Linked DNA regions of Homo sapiens: region 2 is linked to region 1. The links are chromatin loops, found by intact Hi-C in ENCODE. Cell type or tissue: endothelial cell of umbilical vein. All regions are shown on one strand. Links, peaks and the distances in the headings refer to the core of each region. The heading gives the core; the rest is flanking DNA.

Region 1 (12,773 bases), core at 4,774-12,773:
TGTGGGCTCCTGGATCTACCCTGTTTGTTGTTGTTGTTGTTGTTGTGTTTTTTTTTTGAGACAGTCTCACTCTGCTGCACAGGCTGGAGTGCAGTGGTGTGATCTTGGCTCACTGCGGCCCACACCTCCTGGGTTCAAGTGATTCTCCTGCCTCAGCCACCCAAATAGCTGGGATTACAGGCATGTGCCACGCTGCCTGGCTAATTTTTGTATTTTTAGTAGGGGTGGAGTTTCACCATGTTGGCCAGGCTGATCTTGAACTCCTGACCTCAAGTGATCCACCCACTTCAGCCTCCCAAATTGCTGGGATTACAGGCATGAGCCACCACACCCGGCTGATCCTTTTTTCTTCCCATTCTTTGCCTCCCAATAGCAACTGTATATAGACACATATTCAGCAATCTATATGGACACAGTCTAGATCTGCACTGTCCAATGTGGTCGCTATTAGAGCCACTGTGGCTTTTGAGCACTTGAAACATAGTTTCTGCAAATTGAGATGTTTTGTAAGTGTAAAACACAAAATTAATTTCACCAGTTTTAAGTTTTTCTAATCTGGTGACCTAGAAAATTTTAAATTACTTACTTGTGTGGTTTGTATTGTATTTTTTATATTTTTGTTACGAGCACTGGCCTGGACCTGGTCTCTACTGATGTATTAGTCCATTTTCAGGGTGCTGGTAAAGATATACTTGACACTGGGCAATTTACAAAAGAAAGAGGTTTGTTGGACTTGGGCTCCACATGGCTGGGGAGGCCTCACAATCATGGCAGAAGGCAAGGGAGAGCAAGTCACATCTTACATGGATGGCAGCAGGCAAAAAGGGAGCTTGTGTAGGGCAACTCCCATTTCTAAAACCATCAGATCACGTGACACCCATTCACTATCAAGAGAACAGCACAGGAAAAGACCTGCCTCCATAATTCAGTCATCTCTCACTGGGTTCCCCCCATAACACATGGGAATTATGGGAGCTTACAAGATGAGATTTGGGTGGAGACACAGAGCCAAACCATATCAGCTGAGAACTGCTCTGCCTTTGAATTCTTGAAGTCTAAAATTTCTCCAACCAGCCCAGTGGCTCATACCTGTAATTCCAGCACTTTGGGAGGTTGAGGCAGGATGATCACTTGAAGCGAGGAGTTTGAGGCCATCCTGGGCCTCAAACATCTGGTCCAGCAAAGCAAGACCCTGTCTCCACAAAAAATTTTTAAAAATTAGTTGGGCATGGTGTTTTACACCTGTAGTCTCAGCTACTTGGGAGGCTGAGGTAGGAGGATCCCCTGAGCCCAGGAGTTCATGGCTCACTGCAGCATGATTGTGCCACTGTGCTCCAGCCTGGCAACAAAGTGAGACCCTGTCTCAAGAATAAAAAATAAAATAATAAATAAATAACATTTTTCTGACCATAGTCTTTGTTCCTTTTTCCTATCCCATGCCAGTCCTGTTATACCTATTTCACAGCCTACAACCTTTTAATTCTTTAATCCATTTCTTTTCTCAAGATGGCAGCCCCTTTCTGCCTTCACTTTCTCTTATTTACCCTTGATCCTATCACTAACTACTATAACTTTATTTTTATAAAACCACTAGTTCTCTTTGTTTTAAAAAAATCAAACTAATGGTTTATTTTGTAGTGATGAGGTCTTGCTATGTTGTGCAGGCTTGTCTCAAACTCCTGGCTTCAAGTGATCCTTCTGCCTTGGCCTCCCAAAGTGTTAGGATTACAGGCGTGAGCCACTGCACCTGGCCCACTAGTTCCCTTCCCCCCCCCGACTCAATTTCTCTTTCTTCCCAGTTCTCGTCCCTGAATCTAACTCAGCAGGTCTTTTCCTCTGTTCTTGCTCCCAGGATGGATGGCTCTGCTTTGGAAATTCCATTACCTGTGTTCGTGGAGTCTAATTAAAACTTTATGATTGGGGCCAGGCATGGTGGCTCATGCCTGTAATTCCAGCACTTTGGGAGGCTGAGGCAGGCGGATCACGTGAGGCCAGGAGTTCAAGACCAGCCTAGCCAAAGTGGTGAAACCTTGTCTCTACTAAAAAATATAAAACATTAGCTGGGTGTGGTTGTGTGCACCTGTGGTTTCAGCTACTCGGGAGGCTGAGGCATGAGAATCGCTTGGACCTAGGGGGTGGAGGTTGCAGTGAGCCGGGATCACGCCACTGTACCCCAGAGCGAGACTTTGTTTGGGCCAGGCGCATTGGCTCAAGCCAGTAATTCCAGCACTTTGGGAAGCTGAGGCTGGAGATTCACTTGCGGCATCCAGGAGTGAGAGGTTACGATGAGCTGTGATCATGAACTCCCGCTTGGGCAACAGCAAGACTGTATCTCAAACAAAAAATTAATGATTTATTAATACAGCTGGTCTAAACTCTATTTAGGTATAATATAGCTACAACTTAGCTGCTTGATAATCTTTTTAGTAATCACTAATTGACTTTCAGTCATATCCTGAACTGTGCTTACTTCAGTACTAGGTTGGTCACCAACAGCTCGACAGGCCATACACTGTATATAGCTTGTGAAGTTATGTATCATGAGTAGCTCTGCTTCACCTTGTCTAATTCTGCTGCTTACTGTTTGTTGAAACACCTGTGTTTTACAATTTATTATGACATGTTTAAGCTTATAAAAGTATATTGTAACGTGTTTGGTTTGAAAGGATAATCATAACACAACCAACCACCACTCACCTTAAGTCGATTATCAATATCTTTGAAGCCACTCTGTATTCCTCCTTTATCTCAGCTGCCTCTTTCTCCCTAGTGGTAACAATTATCCTGAGTTTTGTATAAGTAGATATTTGTTTTATAATTTCACTGGTGTCTGCATTTTGAGGTTTACATTTTGAATTAGCCATCATGTGTGACCTTGGGCAACTTACTTTATTATCTCTGAACCTTTCTCTTTTTTTTCCCAATTTAAAAAATTGTGTTAAAATGCAAATAGCACAAAGTTTAAAATCTTAACCCCATTTTTAAGTGTACATTTTAAGTATACATTGATAATATGCAGTGATCACACGATCCATCTTTATAACTCTTTTCTTTCATCTTGTAAAACTGAAAGTCTATACCCATTAAACAATAACTTCCCTTTGACCCCTCCCTTTGCACCCTGGCAACAGCCATTCTCCTGTCTGTCTGTGGCTTTGGCTATTCTTTAACTACATCATATAACTGTTATCATACAGTAGTTGTTTGTGCCTGGCTTATTTCACTTAGCATATTGTCCTCAAGTTCCATCCATTTTGTAGGATATGTCAGAATTCCCTTTCTTTTTAAGGCTAATGTTTCACTTTATCTATGGTACCATATTGTGCTTATCTATTCATTTGCTGATGCATACTTGGTTGGCTTTCATGTTTTACCAGTTATGAATAATAGTGATATGAATGTGGATGTACAAAGAACTCCCTTAAGACCTCGTTTTCATTTATTTAGAGTGGATACTTGGAAGTGGAATTGCAGAACTGTATGGTTATTCCTATTTTTTGTGAAAATGCCATACTGTTTTCCACAATGGCTGTACCTATTTTACATTCCTACCAACAGTGTGCAAGAGTTCCACTTTCTCCACATCTTTTACAACACTTTTCCTTTTTTTTGAGATGGAGTCTTGCTGTGTTGCCCAAGTTGAAGTGCAGTGGGGCGATCTCGGCTCACTGCAACCTCTGCCTCCTGAGTTCAAGCGATTCTCCTGCCTCAGCCTCCCAAGTATCTGGGACTACAGGCCCGTGCCACCATGCCCGGCTAATTTTTTGTATTTTTAGTAGACACAGGCTTTCACTGGGTTAGCCAGGATGGTCTCGAACTCCTGACCTTGTGATCTGCATGCCTTGGCCTACCAAAGTGCTGGGATTACAGGCACGAGCCACTGTGCTGAGCATGGTGGCACGCACCTGTAGTCTCAGCTACTTGGGAAGCTGAGGCAGGAGAATCACTTGAACCCGGGAGGTGGAGGTTGCAGGGAGCTGAGATCTTGCCACTGCACTCCAGCCTGGGCGACAGAGCGAGACTCTGTCTCAAAAAAAAAAAAAAAAATTGTATGTGTGTATGTACACATATATATACTAGCCATCTTGGTGTGAGGAGGTGATATATACCAATATAGTATTGATTTGTATTTCCTTAGGATTAGCATATTTTCATGGGCTTGTTGGCCATTTGTGTATGTCTTTTTAATAGAAATGTCTATTCGTGTCCTTTGCCCATTTCTGAATCTGATTGTTTGCTTTTTTGTGATTGAGTTTTAGGAGTTCTATATATTCAGGATATTAACTTTTTTTTTTTTTTTTTTTGAGACAGTGTCTCCCTCTGTCACGCAGGCTGGAGTGCAGTGGTGCGATCTCAGCTCACTGCAACCTCCGCCTCCTGGGTTTAAATGATTATCGTGCCTCAGCCACCTGAGTATCTGGGATTGCCATTCCTGGCTCATTTTTGTATTTTTAGTAGAGACAGGGTTTTGCCATGATGGTCAGGTTGGTCTCGAACTCCTGGCCTCAAGTGATTTCCCCACCTTGGCCTCCCAAAGTGCTGGGATTACAAACAGGCCATGGTGCCCAGCCCAGGATATTAACTTTTTAACAGGTGTACAGTTTACAAATATTTTCTCTTCTTCTGTAGGTTGCCTCTTGACTCTCTTGGTGTAATATCTTTCGATGCACAAAAATTTTAAATTGTTAATATGCCCAAGTTGTCTACTTTTTTTTTTTTTTGCTTCTGCCTTTGGTATTGTATCTAAGAAGTCATTGCCAAATCCAGTGTTTCAGAGCGTTTTCTCTCTGATTTCTTCTCAGATTTTTTTACTTTTAGCTCTTACATTTTGGTCTTAATCTATTTTGACTTAATTTTTGTATTTGGTGTTAAGTGAGGGTCTAACTTCATTCTTTTGCATATGTATATCTAATTTCTCCCAGAACCATTTGTTGAAAATGTCCTTTCCCCATTGAATGGTTTTGGTACCCTTTTCAAAAATCGTTTGAACATATATTTGTGGGTTTATTTCTGGGCCATTTTTTCCCATTTCTAATTACTTTTGGTTTATTTTTACACCAGTACTGCACTTTTCATTTTTGCAGATTTGTAATTTTGAAATCTGGAATTGTGAGGCCTCCAGCTTTTTTCTTTTCAGCTATTGTTTTGGCTATCCAGACTTCCTTGAGAATACATATGAATATCAGGATGGGGAGTTTTTCTGTTTTTGTAGAACACACCATTGGGATTTTGATAGAGATTGCATTGAATCTGTAAGTCACTTTGGGTTGTATTGGTATATTAACAATATTAAATCTTCCAGTTCATGAACAGGGGATAATTTTTTGTTATTGGGTTTTTAGGTTATCTCATCCACTCTCATGGCAAGGACTGTTGGTTATGTTTGCTGATTCTTAGTTCATTCTGGGTTGACTCTGCTCTCTTCATGCCTAATTACTCTGTAGACTTTTGTACCTAGAGATCTCTTTGACATTAAAACTCTCCATAATATAAATGAATTCATCACTTTTTTATTCAAAGCAGAGAAAACAACTATTGCAGAAGCCTTGAGAGAAAAAAAAGTTGATATATTTGAGAGAATAAAATAAGGCCAGTATGGCTGGACAGTAATGGTATGTGAAGTGAAGTCAATGATAGCCTGGGACCCAATCATTTTGGGTTCTGTAAGCATTCTTCACCATCTAATCCTCAAACCTTGGAGAAGCAGCTTTCTTCCCCTTATATTTAGGTGCTCAGAAAATCCTGCTGTTTCTATAATATATGAATTAACTCCCAAATCTGCCTTTTTTTTTTCTGTCGAGATCCACTGCTGTTATCAGGCCCTTATCACTATGTACCTGGGCTGTCGGAATAGATCCCTGTTTGATATCTTGACACCAGTATCTTCACTAAGAGTTCATATTGTTGTAATGGCTCTCTTTTTTAAACAAATTGGATGATATTTCTGCCCTGTTCAACATCTCCTAGGATTACCTTCATGGCGAAGTCCTTACTTGACCCGTCTTTTTAGTCTGGCCCTAATCTAATCCTCTGATGTCACCTCCTCTCACTCTACCTCATGCACTTCTATTCTCTGGCATTACTGACGTGTTTATGGTTCAGCAGACGTGCCCTAGTTTTTCAGGTCTTTGTGCTTCTGTTTAAAATATTCCTTGTTTTGCCTACACATGATCTCCTCTGCTTTTTATGGCTGACTGCAAGCTCACCATCTATCACTGTTGATCTGCCACCTTTGGAGGCTCCCTGGAACTCTTCTCCCAGGAAGAATTAATCACATTCTGCTCTGTACTTCTTGATATATTATTCATACTCCTTACACCACTTTCTTTTTTTTTTTTTAAATTTATTTTTTTATTGATAATTATTGGGTGTTTCTCACAGAGGGGGATTTGGCAGGGTCATGGGACAATAGTGGAGGGAAGGTCAGCAGATAAACAAGTGAACAAAGGTCTCTGGTTTTCCTAGGCAGAGGACCCTGCGGCCTTCTGCAGTGTTTGTGTCCCTGATTACTTGAGATTAGGGATTGGTGATGACTCTTAACGAGCATGCTGCCTTCAGGCATCTGTTTAACAAAGCACATCTTGCACCGCCCTTAATCCATTTAACCCTGAGTGGACACAGCACATGTTTCAGAGAGCACAGGGTTGGGGGTAAGGTCACAGATCAACAGGATCCCAAGGGAGAAGAATTTTTCTTAGTGCAGAACAAAATGAAAAGTCTCCCATGTCTACTTCTTTCTACACAGACACGGCAACCATCCGATTTCTCAATCTTTTCCCCACCTTTCCCCCCTTTCTATTCCACAAAGCCGCCATTGTCATCCTGGCCCATTCTCAATGAGCTGTTGGGCACACCTCCCAGACGGGGTGGCTGGCTGGGCAGGGGGCTGACCCCCCCACCTCCCTCACGGTCGGGGCGGCTGGCCGGGCAGAGGGGCTCTTCACTTCCCAGTAGGGGCGGCCGGGCAGAGGCGCCCCTCACCTCCCGGACGGGGCGGCTGGCCGGGCGGGGGGCTGAACCCCCACCTCCCTCCCGGATGGGGCGGCTGGCCGGGCGGGGGGCTGACCCCCCCCCACCTCCCTCCCGGACGGGGTGACTGCCGGGCGGAGACGCTCCTCACTTCCCAGATGGGGTGGCTGCTGGGCGGAGAGGCTCCTCACTTCTCAGACGGGGCAGCTGCCGGGCGGAGGGTCTCCTCACTTCTCAGACGGGGTGGTTGCCAGGCAGAGGGTCTCCTCACTTCTCAGACTGGGCGGCCGGGCAGAGACGCTCCTCACCTCCCAGATGGGGTCGTGGCCGGGCAGAGGCGCTCCTCACATCCCAGATGGGGCGGCGGGGCAGAGGCGCTCCCCACATCTCAGACGATGGGCGGCCGGGCAGAGACGCTCCTCACTTCGTAGATGTGATGGCGGCCGGGAAGAGGCGCTCCTCACTTCCTAGATGGGATGGCGGCCGGGCGGAGACGCTCCTCACTTTCCAGACTGGGCAGCCAGGCAGAGGGGCTCCTCACATCCCAGACGATGGGCGGCCAGGCAGAGACACTCCTCACTTCCCAGACGGGGTGGCGGCTGGGCAGAGGCTGCAATCTCGGCACTTTGGGAGGCCAAGGCAGACGGCTGGGAGGTGTAGGTTGTAGCGAGCCGAGATCACGCCACTGCACTCCAGCCTGGGCACCATTGAGCACTGAGTGAACAAGACTCCGTCTGCCATCCCGGCACCTCGGGAGGCCGAGGCTGGCGGATCACTCGCGGTTAGGGGCTGGAGACTGGCCCGGCCAACACAGCGAAACCCTGTCTCCACCAAAACCAGTCAGGCATGGCGGCGCGTGCCTGCAATCGCAGGCACTCGGCAGGCTGAGGCAGGAGAATCAGGCAGGGAGGTTGCAGTGAGCCGAGATGGCAGCAGTACAGTCCAGCTTTGGCTCCGCATGAGAGGGAGACGTGGAAAGAGAGGGAGACCGTGGGGAGAGGGAGAGGGAGGGGGAGGGGGGGAGGGGGAGGGGAGGGGGAGGGAGAGGGAGAGCCCTTACACCACTTTCTATGTCATTTTTACTGTTGTTAGGTAAATTGTAAATCCCTGTGCATAGGAATCGTGTCTTTTTCAACTTGATTTCCATGACTTAGAATTGCTACTGCAAACAAAAAAGAAAAACTCACAAACTTGTTAGATTGCTACATCTGAAGTCAAGTATAGTTTGAGAGTTTTTTTCATTCTAATGTGAGTAAAAGTTTTTGCGTGCCTAATGTTTTTAACTGAGGGTACTACTAATTAGCATCCTCGAAGGAAAGAAAACTGAAAGTGATTTTGCTTTAAAGCTTGTTATTCATAGTAAAAGAACATTTACCATGTAATTCAGGGAAGCTTTAGAAAGAAAACCTAGGGGATCTGTTGGCCATATCAAAAAAGTACAAGCTACATGGACAGTGAGGTGATACTGTAATACTTCCACCTGTAGGTCAACTGGAGAGACTTGGTTTTTTCCAAATAGACCTAGCTTAATTGTGATGACGCATGCCAACCTAATTAACCTCCTAATGTTACTTGTCTTTGTTTTTGTATTGTCAGGAACTTGGTGTGTGGGTTGGGAATATTAGAACATAATAGAACTATGTGATGTCTAAATTGAGCTTTAACACAAACTGGTTGGTGTTATTGAGGGAAAGTATAACTTATTAGTGGGAATGGGAAAAGAAGCCTGATGTTGTGGTGAGGTAGAAATTTCCACTGTGTTACTGTGAACAGGAAGTAAAGGGCTAATGGTCGGTGACTCAGCTGTTTTCTGAACCTGTCTCATATGATTCAGTGTGCATGATGTCTGTTTATTCTCGACAGAGTAAGTACTACGGGAGTCACATTACACAGGCAGACATAATGTTTATTTAACCAACTCAGTGATGACCTAAAAATAACTTGTGGGGTTTTTGTACTACATTTAGCATAATCAGATAGAAAAATCATAATGGACACCCATCATTGAGTGCTTTCCCTTATAAATAACTGGATATATAGTCAGCCAGTACTATTTCATTTCTTACATTGTTAAGGTGCAATCTTTGGTATTTAAATGAAAGGTAGCAAAAGAAGATAGCCTTTAAATTATCCATAAAATAATTCTGTACCATTTTAGATTATACTTTGGACAGATATGCATTTTCGGTGCTTAGTGCCATCGTTGAGGTATTTTTGCACCAAAATTTTCATATAGGAACCTTTTTGTGAGGCTATAGCAAATGTTGTTTTGAAATAGAAATTTACGTATTTGCTGGATTTTATGTTAATATTAAATTATAGTAGCAATAGTTTTACTTTGATTTTCTTGATTTATTCATCTTGTACTGAAGGTTTGTGCCTACCATGTACTGTAATTGAGTCTTAAATATGTCAGAGCCGGGCACGGTGGTTCATGGCTGTAATCCCAGCACTTTGGGAGGCTGAGGCAAGTGGATCACCTGAGTTCAGGAGTTCGAGACCAGCCTGCCCAACATGGTGAAATCCTGTCTCTACTAAAAATACAAAAATTAGCCAGGCATTGTGCTGCGCGCCTGTAGTCCCAGCTACTTGGAAGGCTGAGGTAGGAGAATCGCTTGAACCCAGGAGGCAGAGGTTGCAGTGAGCCGAGATTGCACCCCTGCACTCCAGCCTGGATGACAGAGCAAGACTCTGTCTCCACATAAAGAAAAAAAAAGAAAGAAAGAATCTTAAGTATGTCAGAGTATGGTTACTGTTATGCTGTATACCTGTTACATGCTTGGCTTTGAAGGAGAGAGCACTTGGAAGCCTGAGCTTACATAATAATCATAATCTGCTCATTGTCTGAGAAATTGTGAGTTGTTATGGTTTATTCTTTTTGACATTTGAGTATTCTTGCTCTCAGAGGTGCAGCATTTGTAGCATGTAAACTTTAATCAGAGATTATTTCAAAAGGGAAAGGGAAGCTAGAGTCACTAAGAAGAAATAGGCTGGGCACAGTGGTTTATGACTATAATCCCAGCACTTTGGGGGGCTGAGGTGGGCGGATCACTTGAGGCCAGGAGTTTGAGACCAATCTGGCCAACATGGCAAAACACTGTGTCTACTAAAAATTCAAAAATTAACTGGGGGTGGTGGTGCATACCCATAGTCCCAGGTATTCGGGAGGCTGAAGTATGAGGATGGCTTGAACCTGAGAGGTGAAGGTTGCCGTGAACAAAGGTCTCACCACTGCACTCCAGCCTGGCTGATAGAGGGAGACTCTGTCTCAAAATTAAAATAAATACATAAATAAGAAATAAATGCCAGCATTCTTTTTACAATAATGCTTTATGTAGTGGGAATGTGTGATCAATCTAATAGTCAGTAGAACTACCCAGTGGTTGATGCTATATATAAAGTAGGAAATACGTACCCTTTCTATAATTGATTTTAAAAGTTTCTGCATTAAGCTTACACTCTTTTATTTCACTCCATGTTTCAGTAAAAATCACAGGACTTGTTTTTATTTACAATATTATACCATTGTTTGAATATTTAATGGGATTTATATTTTAAAATGTTTTAGTTGGTATAGTTATTAGATATTCTGTATTAACCTAGAATGGAAAATTAAAGTATGTATCTTCTGATTCACTGCATGTAAATAGGACCTGACTTGGACATCGTTTGAAATGTATTCCAGTAATCGCGCTGGCTATACATGGTCCCATACCTGCCCTTATCCCAACAGATAAATGGTATTCTTCTTTATTTATTCATTTATTTATTTATTTATTTTTGAGACAGGGTCTCACTCTGTTGCCCAGGCTGGAGTGCAGTGACATGATCTTGGCTCACTGCAACCTCCTCCTCCTAGGCTGAAGCAGTTCTTCCACCTCAGCCTTGCAAGTAGCTCAGACCACAGGCATGCACCACCATGCCTGGGTAATTTTTAAATTTTTTTTGTAGAGACGGAGTCTTGCTGTGTTACCCAGGCTGGTCTTGAACTTTTAAGCTCAAGCAATCTTCTCACCTCCGCCTCCCAAAGTGCTAAGATTACAGATATGATCACTGTGCCTGGCCCCGCAAATTGGTCATTTCTGATGGTTGTCTGGGCCTCAAAGCCTGAGTTCAGCATAGTGTTTTGGCACGTTGCAAAGAATAAGTAAGAAAATGTTGTTAAGTGGACGCAACTATTCCACATGGGATGATGTTAGATTTGAAGAAGGAAAAAGTGGTTCCTCAATTCCTTTCAGATTGGCAGTTGCAATAGTAACAGAACCCTCATTGACATGAAGAGCCAATGTTTTCCTGTAGTAGAGGAATTATTTTCTTGTTTTATTTAATTATTTATAGTGTTTCTTGATTATGTTCATGGGGGCATTTTGTTTTGTTTTGTTTTGTTTTGAGACGGCGTCTTGCTCTGTTGCCAGGCTGGAGTGCAGTGGTGCAGTCTCGGCTCACTGCAAGCTCTGCCTCCTGGGTTCAAGCGATTCTCCTGCCTCAGCCTCCCTAGTTGCTGGGACTACAGGCATGTGCCACCACGCCCAGCTAATTTTTTGTATTTTTAGTAGAGACAGGGTTTCACCATGTTGGTCAGGATGGTCTCGATCTCTTGACCTTGTGATCCGTCTGCCTTGGCCTCCCATGGCATGTTGTTTTTAAATAACTTCTCTTGCTCTATGAGATGAGAAAATATGTATTCTGTTTGGGACTTTCTTACTCTCCCTCGATAATAAAAGATAAAAATTTTTATTTTTCATTCACTGAAACATAAAAAAGGCATCATGTTTTGTGCAGACTATTAAATGTTGATTTTAAGATCTGTGTTGGATGGTTTTATATAGCTGTCTACCATTTATGAGTTTCATGTGGAATATACTACCATATCAAGTTTTCATTGTTTAAACAGCTCTACTTTGTCAAGTATTGTTTACAATTCAACAAGAAACAAGCAAGCATTTACAAATATACGTGCAAATATGTATTCGTCTGACAACCAATTAGTGAAATTGAATAAGTGCTCTTGAAACAAACTTGTTTGATATCAAGCTTTTGTGCTAGAGTAATATTGTTGTTTTGACTACTTTAAAAGTGTTTTTATCTGGATGTGGTGACTCGTGCCTCTAGTCCCAGCTACTTGTGAGGCTGAGGCAGGGGAAGATCACTTAAACCCAGGAGTTCTAGGCTGCAGTGAGCTATGATTGTGCCACTGTACTCCACCCTGGGCAACAGAGTGAGACCTGTTCTCTTAAAAAAACTTTTTTTCAGTTGTGGTAAAATACACAAAATTTACCATCTTTCTGAGATCATTTGCTATAAAGGAATACCTAAGTCTGGATTATTTGGGGGTAAAAAAAAAAAAAGAGCTTTATTAGTCTCATGGTTCTGTAGGCTATACAAGAAGCATATTGCCAGACCAACACCTGCTTCAGATAAGGGCCTCAGGAAGCTTCTACTCATGGCAAAAGGTGAGGGGGAGGTGTGTTCAGAGATCACATGATGAGAGAACCAGGTGACAGGCTCTTCTAAATAACCAGTTCTTAAGGGAACTAAGTGAGAACTCACTCCAGCAAGGATGGCAGCAACTCATTCATGAGAGATCAACTCCCTTAATCCAAACACTTCCCATTAGACTCCAGCTCCAACATTGGGGGTCACATTTCAATATGAGATTTGGAGGGGTCAGTATTCAACCATAGTACCACCTTAATTTTTTTTTTTTTTTAAGAGAAGGAGTCTAGCTCTGTTGCCCAGGCTGGAGTGCAGTGGCGTGATCTCAGCTCACTGCAACCTCCACCTCCTGGGTTCAAGCGATTCTC
Region 2 (8,792 bases), core at 793-8,792, 130 kb before region 1:
TGAGACAGAGTCTCGCACTGTCTCCCAGGCTGGAGTGCAGTGGCACGATCTTGGCTCACTGCAACCTCCGCCTCCTGGGTTCAAGCGATTCTCCTGCCTCAGCCTCCCAAGTAGCTGAGATTACAGGCACCTGCCACCATGCCTAGGTAGGTTTTGTATTTTTAGTGGAGATGGGGTTTCTCTATGTTGGCCAGGCTGGTCTTGAACTCCTGACCTCAAGTAATCCACCCGCCTCAGCATCCCAAAGTTCTGGGATTACAGGCGTGAGCCACTGTGCCCCGCTGGCCTATATATTTAAAAAATATATTTCTGGTTTCAGTTTCAGCCTTTGTTTATGGTTAGTCACAGGTTTGTAGTAGATAGTTTATAAGTGAGTAAAATTGAGGCATATTGTTTCAATACTCAAATAATGAGACAATAGTGAAAATACCTGCTCATCAAAATGTAGGACATCTTTTATCATACTGCTAAAGAGATATATAGATGGAGAGATACATAGATGCATAGATACATAGCATATATCTGCATCTCCTTATTAATAGTTCAGCTAGAATTTGAAATGTTAGGTTAAATTGGCTGCCTTTGAATGAAAAAGGAACTTCTATTTGTGTTCAGGGTATAATGCTCAGATGAACCGTTGGATATGCAACCAGAAAGCAGTTAGGAAGTGTTTTTCAGTTTAGTCTTTCACTGGAAACCAAAACTTTGAAAAATATATTTGGAGCGGAGGCTACTTATGACAGAAGGATTCTTAAAGTTCAACTACTTTTGACTCAGAAGGAAAACTAAGTTGAAAATACTCAAAACCAGAAAAATAGATAATTTCGTAGAATGTTGCAGGTTGTTTTGCCTTTCTGGCTCTCACAAAAAAGGTTAGTGATTGATACTGTATCTGCATATTTTCTATTCCTTTCTCTGTACTTTAGTTAATAGCATTTTGTGATTAAAAAAAATACGCCCTTGACTTACTTTTCTTGTTGTTATTGAAAGCAGTTTTTCCTGTGTCTGAGCATGTATAACATTAGTGATCTATATAGAGAGTTTGTTTATTGCAACCAGAGGCACATTCCTAGGGAAGAATGGTTTTTGAATGTTCCGTTATCTTATTTCCAGTAGGACATCTTTAGAAATGAGCAAATTCCATTAAACTAATAACCCTGATTTTGGTGGATAAGCACTTATACTAATTCTGCTTTGAGAAAAGAGATTGTTCACTCTGCTTTAGGAGCTGCTGGCTAAGTCTGGTGCTTCTTAACCTTTAACTAAGAAAAATGAGGCTTGCTGACAATAGGTAGTTTTTACTGGCCTGTGAAACCCAACAGCATGTTCAGCAATGTAAACCACAGCAGCTATCTTTTGCTGGCTTCACTGTTGTTTGAAGTATAATGAAATGCTTCTTGGCCGGTCTCGGTGGCTCACGCCTATAATCCCAGCACTTTGGGAGGCCAAGGAGGGAGGATCACCTGAAGTCAGGAGTTCGAGACCAGCCTGGCCAACATGGTGAAATCCAGTCTCTACTAAAAATAGAAAAATTAGTCGGGTGTGGTGGCACATACCTATAATCCCAGCTACTCAGGAGGCTGTGGCAGGGGAATCACTTGAACCTGGGAGGCGGAGGTTCCCCTGAGCCAAAATTGTGCAATTCATTGCACTGCAGCCTGGGCTACAAGAGCGAGACTCCGTCTCAAACAAACAAACAAACAAAAAAAAGCTGCATCTCACAAATTGCTGTACCTGCTGACTCATCTTCAAGCCCCTAAACAACCATAGTATCCAGCATTATTGAATGCTGGGACTTGAGAATAAAGAGAACCAGAATCTTAGAATGCGAGGGTTAGAATGGATTATGGAAATCTTTTAACTCACCTCCTTCTCAAATGGTCTCAGCTATTAAAAATAAATGTTACTGTGGTAGCTGTCATAGTAGATAGTTAAAAGAATGATAGTGCTATTCAGAATGCCGTTAGAATCTTCTAGATGAGTGAAGACTTTTGTCTGTCTAAGAGTCTTTGAGATGTAGTCTTTGAGATGTAGTACTTTTTAGCTTCCCTTCAAAAATAACACATCCTGAAAGTGGCCGAAAGCTACTAGGGGCAGCACACATCAGTGTCTGCTATACACTTCAGGAGAACTGTGGGAAGAAGTAAAAATGAAGAGTGGCCATTGTCCCTGAAAGTTTCTTAATCTAATTAGAAAATAGATTTGAGAAAGGAGGGAACTTTGGAGCATTTAGGAATCATTTTGTGATTATTTAAAAATTATTTTGGAAACAGCATATTCCTTTGTTTCCCAGGCTGGAGTGCAGTGGCTATTCACAGATACAGTCACAGCTCACTGTAGCCTCGAACTCCTGGCCTCAAGCCATCCTCCTGCCTCAGCATCTTGAGTTGCTAGGATGACAGAGTGTGTACATCGTGCTTGGCTTGAATGGATCTTTTACCTGTGTGTGATTTTGTAATATCATGCATTGGTTATTTGGAAGATTATACCATTATGCATCAGTTATTTGAAGATAATTGTTCATTAAGTTATGTAAATTTTCCAAATGTTGATATATTTTATTATATGGCATAAAATAATGTTATTAATAGCTAATACCGCAATGACCTCATAGGGAAAGTATTTTGGGAAGCTCTCTGGGTCATGGTAGTAGATACCAGCTCACTGTGACTTGTAATGACTGGAAAGGTAATTGAAGTTGCATTAGGAAACAGTCTGGGAGTTGAAGGGAAATGGATTTTACTTTTATAAAGAAGCTTCATGTTGAAGGCCCTGTAAGGGGGCGTTTTATTTTTCTGGTTTTTTTTTTTTAGTGTTAGCAAGTTTGATTCCATCTAAGGAGTACGTAACAAAAAGTAGTTGGCCTTTTCAAATTTGTGAACCCAAAGATTTTTTTAAAAATTTTATTTGCTTTTTTTTTTTTTGTAGAGACAGGGTCTCGCTCTGTTGCCCAGGCCAGAGTACAGTGGCATCATCTTGGCTCACTGCAGCACTGACCTTCCAGGCTCAAGCAATCCACCTGCCTTTGCCTCCCAAAGTCTTGGGATTATAGGCGTGAGCCACTGTGCCTGGCCCAAAGGAATTTCTGTGATGGAATGTATAGTGTACTTCTGAGCTTGCCTGCTTTTTCTAGGTGCTTGGTTCCCTGTCAGTTATAGATCCGGGAGTCTTTAGAACTTCTTCTGAGCCTTTTAATCCCTCCATTCTCCAGTCTGAAGCTAGACCTCAGAATTGTCTGATTAGAGTCCTGGATCAGTCTTACCTCATGGAATTGGTTTCACTTTTTCCCTAGGCTTAGTTACTGTCTTCTTTTGTTTGAACTTGTCTTTTATACTAAACTAGTATCTAGAGTGAGACAGGGATTAGGATGAATCTCTTTTTCCAAGTGGAGTGGGTGAGACAGTTTGACCTAGGAGTTTCTTGTGGCCCTAGGTAATGTAACAGAAACTGGACTGTTGTTGTATTAAATTTTGTTAGTATTCTAAGAGATTTTTTTAACATATATTCAAGGAATACCTTGAAATTAGCCCTGTTTTTTTTTTTATTTAATACAATTTGCTTTTATAGAATTATACTTTGAAAGTTGGTATTCAAGTAAGATTCTGATTGTTCTCATGTCATCTTTCATGACATGAGTAAACCTTTTGAAACATGCTGAAGGCCTAGTGATAGGACATTGGGCAAATTACAGACTATATAGGTATTGAAATACTATATAACCATTAAAGCTGGGCATGGTGGCTCACGCCTGTAATCCCAGCACTTTGTGAGGCCAAGGCGGGCGGATCACGAGGTCAGGAGATCAAGACCATCCTGGCTAACACGGTGAAACCCTATCTGTACTAAAAATACAAAAAATTAGCCAGGTGTGGTGGCGGGCGCCTGTAACCCCAGCTACTTGGGAGGCTGAGGCAGGAGAATGGCGTGAACCCGGGAGGCAGAGCTTGCAGTGAGCCGAGATCGTGCCACTGCACTCCAGCCTGGGTGACAAAGCGAGACTCCATCTCAAAAAAAAAAAAAAAAAAAAGAAAGAAATACTATATAACCATTAAAAATGTTGCGGAAACATTTACTGATATAAAAAAGTGCACATTTTCTCCGTGGAAGTCAGTTAAAAGTAGCATGTATATTCAAATTTTATTTAAAAAATACATTAGGAAAAAGTGCTTGGTGCTTGGTTATGCAACAGTGTTCATGTGGTTACTGGTTGCTGGTGAGATTAGGTCATTTGATTTTTTTCTGTAGTAAGTGATATTTTGTTTAATCACTTTATTTATTTGTTTATTTAGAGACGGAGTCTCACTCTGTTGCCCAGCCTGGAGTGCAGTGGTATGATTCTGACTCACTGCAACCTCTGCCTCCTGAGTTTAAGCGATTCTTCTGCCTCAGCCTCCCGAGTAGCTGGGATTACAGGCATGTGCCACCATGCCCAGCTAATTTTGTATTTTTAGTAGAAACGGGGTTTCACCATGTTAGCCAGGCTGATCTCGAACTCCCGACCTCAGGTGGTCCACCCGCCTCGGCCTCCCAAAGTGCTGGGATTACAGGCCTGAGCCACCGCACCCGGCCAGTTATTTTTATAATTAGCAAAGTAAAGCTACTTCTATTTTGGAAAGTGAAATCAAGTTAAAATTTGATTCTCTGTGAGCTCTTCATTCAGCAAAGATTAAATTACATTATTTTAAGAGAGTGAAGAGGAATTTGAAATGCGTTTAGATTTTCCACAGGAATCAAGGGAGTTGTTGTTAACTGTTAGTTGAGTAGAAAACTAAACTCATTAAGCATTGTTTTCCCCATAGTGTCAGTATAGTGCTGATCTCACATTGTGATGAATTAGGTTCCCTCAAATTTTTCATGACGCCATGAAAAATGGTTTAAAGTACTTGAATATAGGCATCTTTTTTTAAAGCCTTATTTTAAATGACATGGCATATTATTGCAACATTTTTTATGATGCTTGCTTCATTGTTATTTTTGTTAAGAGTTTCCATTTTAAAAGTCCTTTGCCATCTTGTCCTTGCCGTCCTGGCTTTCATCTGGGACTGCAGCAGGGCTGAGCCAAAAATGGCTGCTGCTGCAGCAGGGGCGGGCATAGTATAGGACTTGGCTGCTGTGGTTCCTGTGAAGAAGCAGGAGGGGAAGCTTGGGGAGAATGTCCTGGCTCAGGATTCTCTTAATGGTTGTGGCCACAAGAATTGGGCTTTTCTTGTGGAAGAATTTCCATACTGTAGATTCTGCTGTTTGGAGGGAATGACACTGAGTATTGGAATTTACAGCATTAGTGGGGGGACCCACCCATTCTCTGCAGTAGAAGAAATCTTAGCTGATGCTGTCATTCACTGAGCAGGATTGGCTATTTTCAGAAAGCAGCAAGGCTTACCTGTCTGTGTCAGTTGATGACAGATACATGTCCAGAATGATGGTGATTTCTAGCTTGGTGGGTGAACATACTTAAATGCGAATTATCTCTCAGAGATGGAGTGGGTGGCATATAGTAGAGGATTAAAAAGGTCTTCCCTTTCGTGCAGCTTGTGTGAGGAATACTGTTCCATATAAAAAATCTGCTTGGTATGTTAAGGTGAGAGATGGGGAGTGGTTTGAGTAGAGAATTAAAGTTGCTGTGTGTGCTCTTTGGACCACTCCCAAGAGGAAATACACTGCCATTTGGATGGGGTGAGTTTGTGCCTGAGTTCCTGTCCTTTCTGCCTGTGACTAGAGATAGGCATGATGTAAAAACACCAGGATCTGCTGCTTAGCAACCAGTAAAATACCGTATATCTGGATAGGCAGTAACACAGTACTTCATTCATTTCTCTTTCAGTGTGATGAAGAGAAAAGGCTTTTTTGCTTGAGAAACAGAAAAGCCCCCCTTCTCTAGAAAAGCCATATGTGATCATTATGGAAAATACAGGGAAAAAAAAAGAATAACAGTTTACTCATAACTCTAACTCATTGATGTATTTCGATAAATTTCCTTGAAGGAATTTTTTGTTTATATATGTATACATATTTTTGTACATATTTATGTACACATAGGTTGGCATATATGTGTTTATATATATACATACACATTTGCATAGCTGCAAATCATACTGTAAATGTAACTTTGTATTATTTTTCCTATTTTAACATATTGATATATTAACATTTCTTTCTTTCTTTTTTTTTTTTAGAGATAGAGTCTCTGTTGCTCAGGCTGGAGTACAATGGCATGATCATAGCTCACTGTAACCTCCAACTCCTGGGCTCAAGCTATCCTCCTGCCTCAGCTTACCCAGTTGCTGGGATTACAGGCATGAGCCACCCTACCTGGCCAGTATAGTCACATTTCAAAAAACATTCTGAAGGCATCTTTAATGGCTTTATAGTATTAGATATATGACTGTGCCACAATTTACTGAAAACACATTCCTTATTGTTGGATTTTTTTTTTCTTTTTTTGACATGAGGATCTTGCTGTGTTTCCTAGGCTGGCTTTGAACTCCTGGCTATCCTCCCACCTCAGCCTCTCGAGTTGCAGGGATTACAGACATGCACTTTTTTTTTTTTTTTTTTTTTAAATGAGACAGAGTCTCACTCTGTCGCCCAGGCTGGAGTGCAGTGGCGCGATCTCGGCTCACTGCAAGCTCCGCCTCCTGGGTTCACACCATTCTCCTGCCTTAGCCTCTCGAGTAGCTGGGACTACAGGCACCTGCCACCACAGCCAGCTGATTTTTTGCATTTTTAGTAGAGATGGGGTTTCACCGTGTTAGTCAGGATGGTCTCGATCTCCTGACCTCGTGATCCGCCTACCTTGGCCTCCCAAAGTGCTGGGATGACAGGTGTGAGCCACCGCGCCCGGCTGTTTACTCGATTTTTAAGTTAACAGTTTTGCTATTGAGAAGAATGCTGAGACCAGGCAGGGTGGCTCATGCGTGTAATAACCAGCACTTTGGGAGGCCAAGGTAGGCAGATTGTTTAGACCCGGGAGTTCAAGACCAACCTGGGCAACATAGCAAGACCTTGTCTCTGTGAAATTAGAAAAAAAATTGGTGAGGCATAATGGAGTGTGCCTGTAGCCCTAGCTACTTGGGATATTGAGATGGGAGGATTGCTTGAGCTCAGGAGTTTGAGGCTGCAGTGAATTATGATTGTGCTATTGCACATTCCAGCTTGGGTGACAGAGCAAGACTCTTCTCTTGAAAAGAAAAAAAGCCATGCTGGAAACCATCTTTGTGCATAATGCTTTTCAATATTTCAGATATTTCCTTAATAAAAGTAAAAATTACTGAGTCAACAGGTGTGAACACTAGGAAAATTGATGTATATTACCAGATATGAATTTTCACTTTACCTGCAGTGTACCCTAGTGCCTGCTACATTTTTAAATTGTTTTTATTGATATATAATACATGTACATATTTTCAGGGTCTACTCTACTTTTATCAGCATTAAATATTGCAGTCTTTCAATTTTTGTTGATTTGATAGGTGAAAATGATAGACGATTTTAGTTTGTATTTCTTTTATTACTTGTAAGGCTTATTTTTTTCTCCCTTGTTTACTAGGTTTATTTCCTGTTTTGAAAATTATTTGTTCATGTCCTAGGCTCATGTATTTTTTGAGATTTTGGTTTAGGTTCAAAACTTAGCAAAGGTTGGGTGCGGTGGCTCACACCTGTAATCCCAGCACTTTGGGAGGCTGAGGTGGGCAGATCACGAGGTCAGGAGTTCGAGACCAGCCTGGCCAACATAGGGAGACCCTGTCTCTACTAAAAATTAGCCAGGCGTGGTGGCAGGAACCTGTAATCCCAGCTACTTAGGAGGCTGAGGCAGGAGAATCGCTTGAACCCGGGAGGTGGAGGTTGCAGTGAGCCGAGATCACGCGATTGCACTCCAGCCCAGGCGACAGTGTGAGACTCTGTCTCAGAAGAAAAAAAACAAACAAAAAACAAACAAACTTAGCAAAACAGTGCATGTGTTTTATAAATAATACAAATTATATAGATTTATTTATTTATTTATTGAGATGGAGTCTTGCTCTGTCTCCAGGCTGGAGTGCAGTGGCACGATCTTGGCTCACTGCAACCTCCGCCTCCCGGGTTCAAGAGATTCTTCTGCCTCAGCCTCCTGAGTAGCTGGGATTACAGGTGTCTGCCACCATGCCTGGCTAGTTTTTTGTATTTTTAGTAGAAATGGGGTTTCAGTATGTTGGCCAGGCTGGTCTTGAACTCCTGACCTCGTGATCTGCCCGCCTCAGCCTCCCAAAGTGCTGGGGTTATAAGCGGGAGCCACTGACCCGCCCAAATCCTGAAATTTCTGAAACAACTATATCTTTAGGTAACTTACTAGCTTTTGAAGAGTTCAGGTTTGCCTTTTATTACAATTATTGCATTGATACTAGTAGTATTTTATAGACTTTCTTGTGTGAAATGAAAAGCTCCTTGTGACTATTAATTTTTCTTATTCCAGTTATTGAATTGCTATTGTCACCATATAATATGTAATTTTATTTATTTATTTATTTTTGAGATGGAGTTTTGCTCTTGTTGTCCAGGCGGGAGTGCAATGGCATGATCTTGGCTCACTGCAACCTCCACCTCCTGGGTTCAAGTGGTTCTCCTTCCTCAGCTTCCCTAGTAGCTGGGATTACAGGTGGCCACCACCATGCCCGGTTAATTTTTTTGTATTTTTTAGTAGAGACTGGCCATGTTGCTAGGCTGGTCTTGAACTCCTGACCTCAGCTGATTCACCTGCTTTGGCCTCCCAAAGTGCTGGGATTACAGGTGTGAGCCACCCCGCCCAGCCAATTTTA

What was found. Hi-C counts contacts between places; a loop is a spot of excess contacts. Peaks named below come from ENCODE experiments on the same cell type or tissue, not always from the same donor. Only the 100,000 strongest peaks of a DNase experiment are listed, where the experiment ranks them.
Region 2: a loop joins it to region 1, with 7 times the contacts of the local background. A loop is called at or near these places in 2 of 110 quality-filtered maps.

Annotation. Positions count from the first base shown.
Region 1 is chr1:21,018,468-21,031,240 of GRCh38, reverse strand. The region is part of intron 4 of EIF4G3 (eukaryotic translation initiation factor 4 gamma 3); the gene reads left to right. Among named protein-coding and RNA genes, the nearest start is that of MIR1256, 36 kb to the right of the region's middle. RefSeq lists a silencer at 8,331-8,625, a cis regulatory region at 8,764-8,774 and an enhancer at 8,697-8,841. In endothelial cell of umbilical vein, for the core only: no CTCF peak of the experiment used is centred there; a DNase peak (open chromatin) is centred at 8,750; H3K27ac peaks cover 2,386 bases.
Region 2 is chr1:21,146,472-21,155,263 of GRCh38, reverse strand. The region is part of intron 2 of EIF4G3 (eukaryotic translation initiation factor 4 gamma 3); the gene reads left to right. Among named protein-coding and RNA genes, the nearest start is that of EIF4G3, 26 kb to the left of the region's middle. In endothelial cell of umbilical vein, for the core only: no CTCF peak of the experiment used is centred there; a DNase peak (open chromatin) is centred at 5,683; H3K27ac peaks cover 2,953 bases.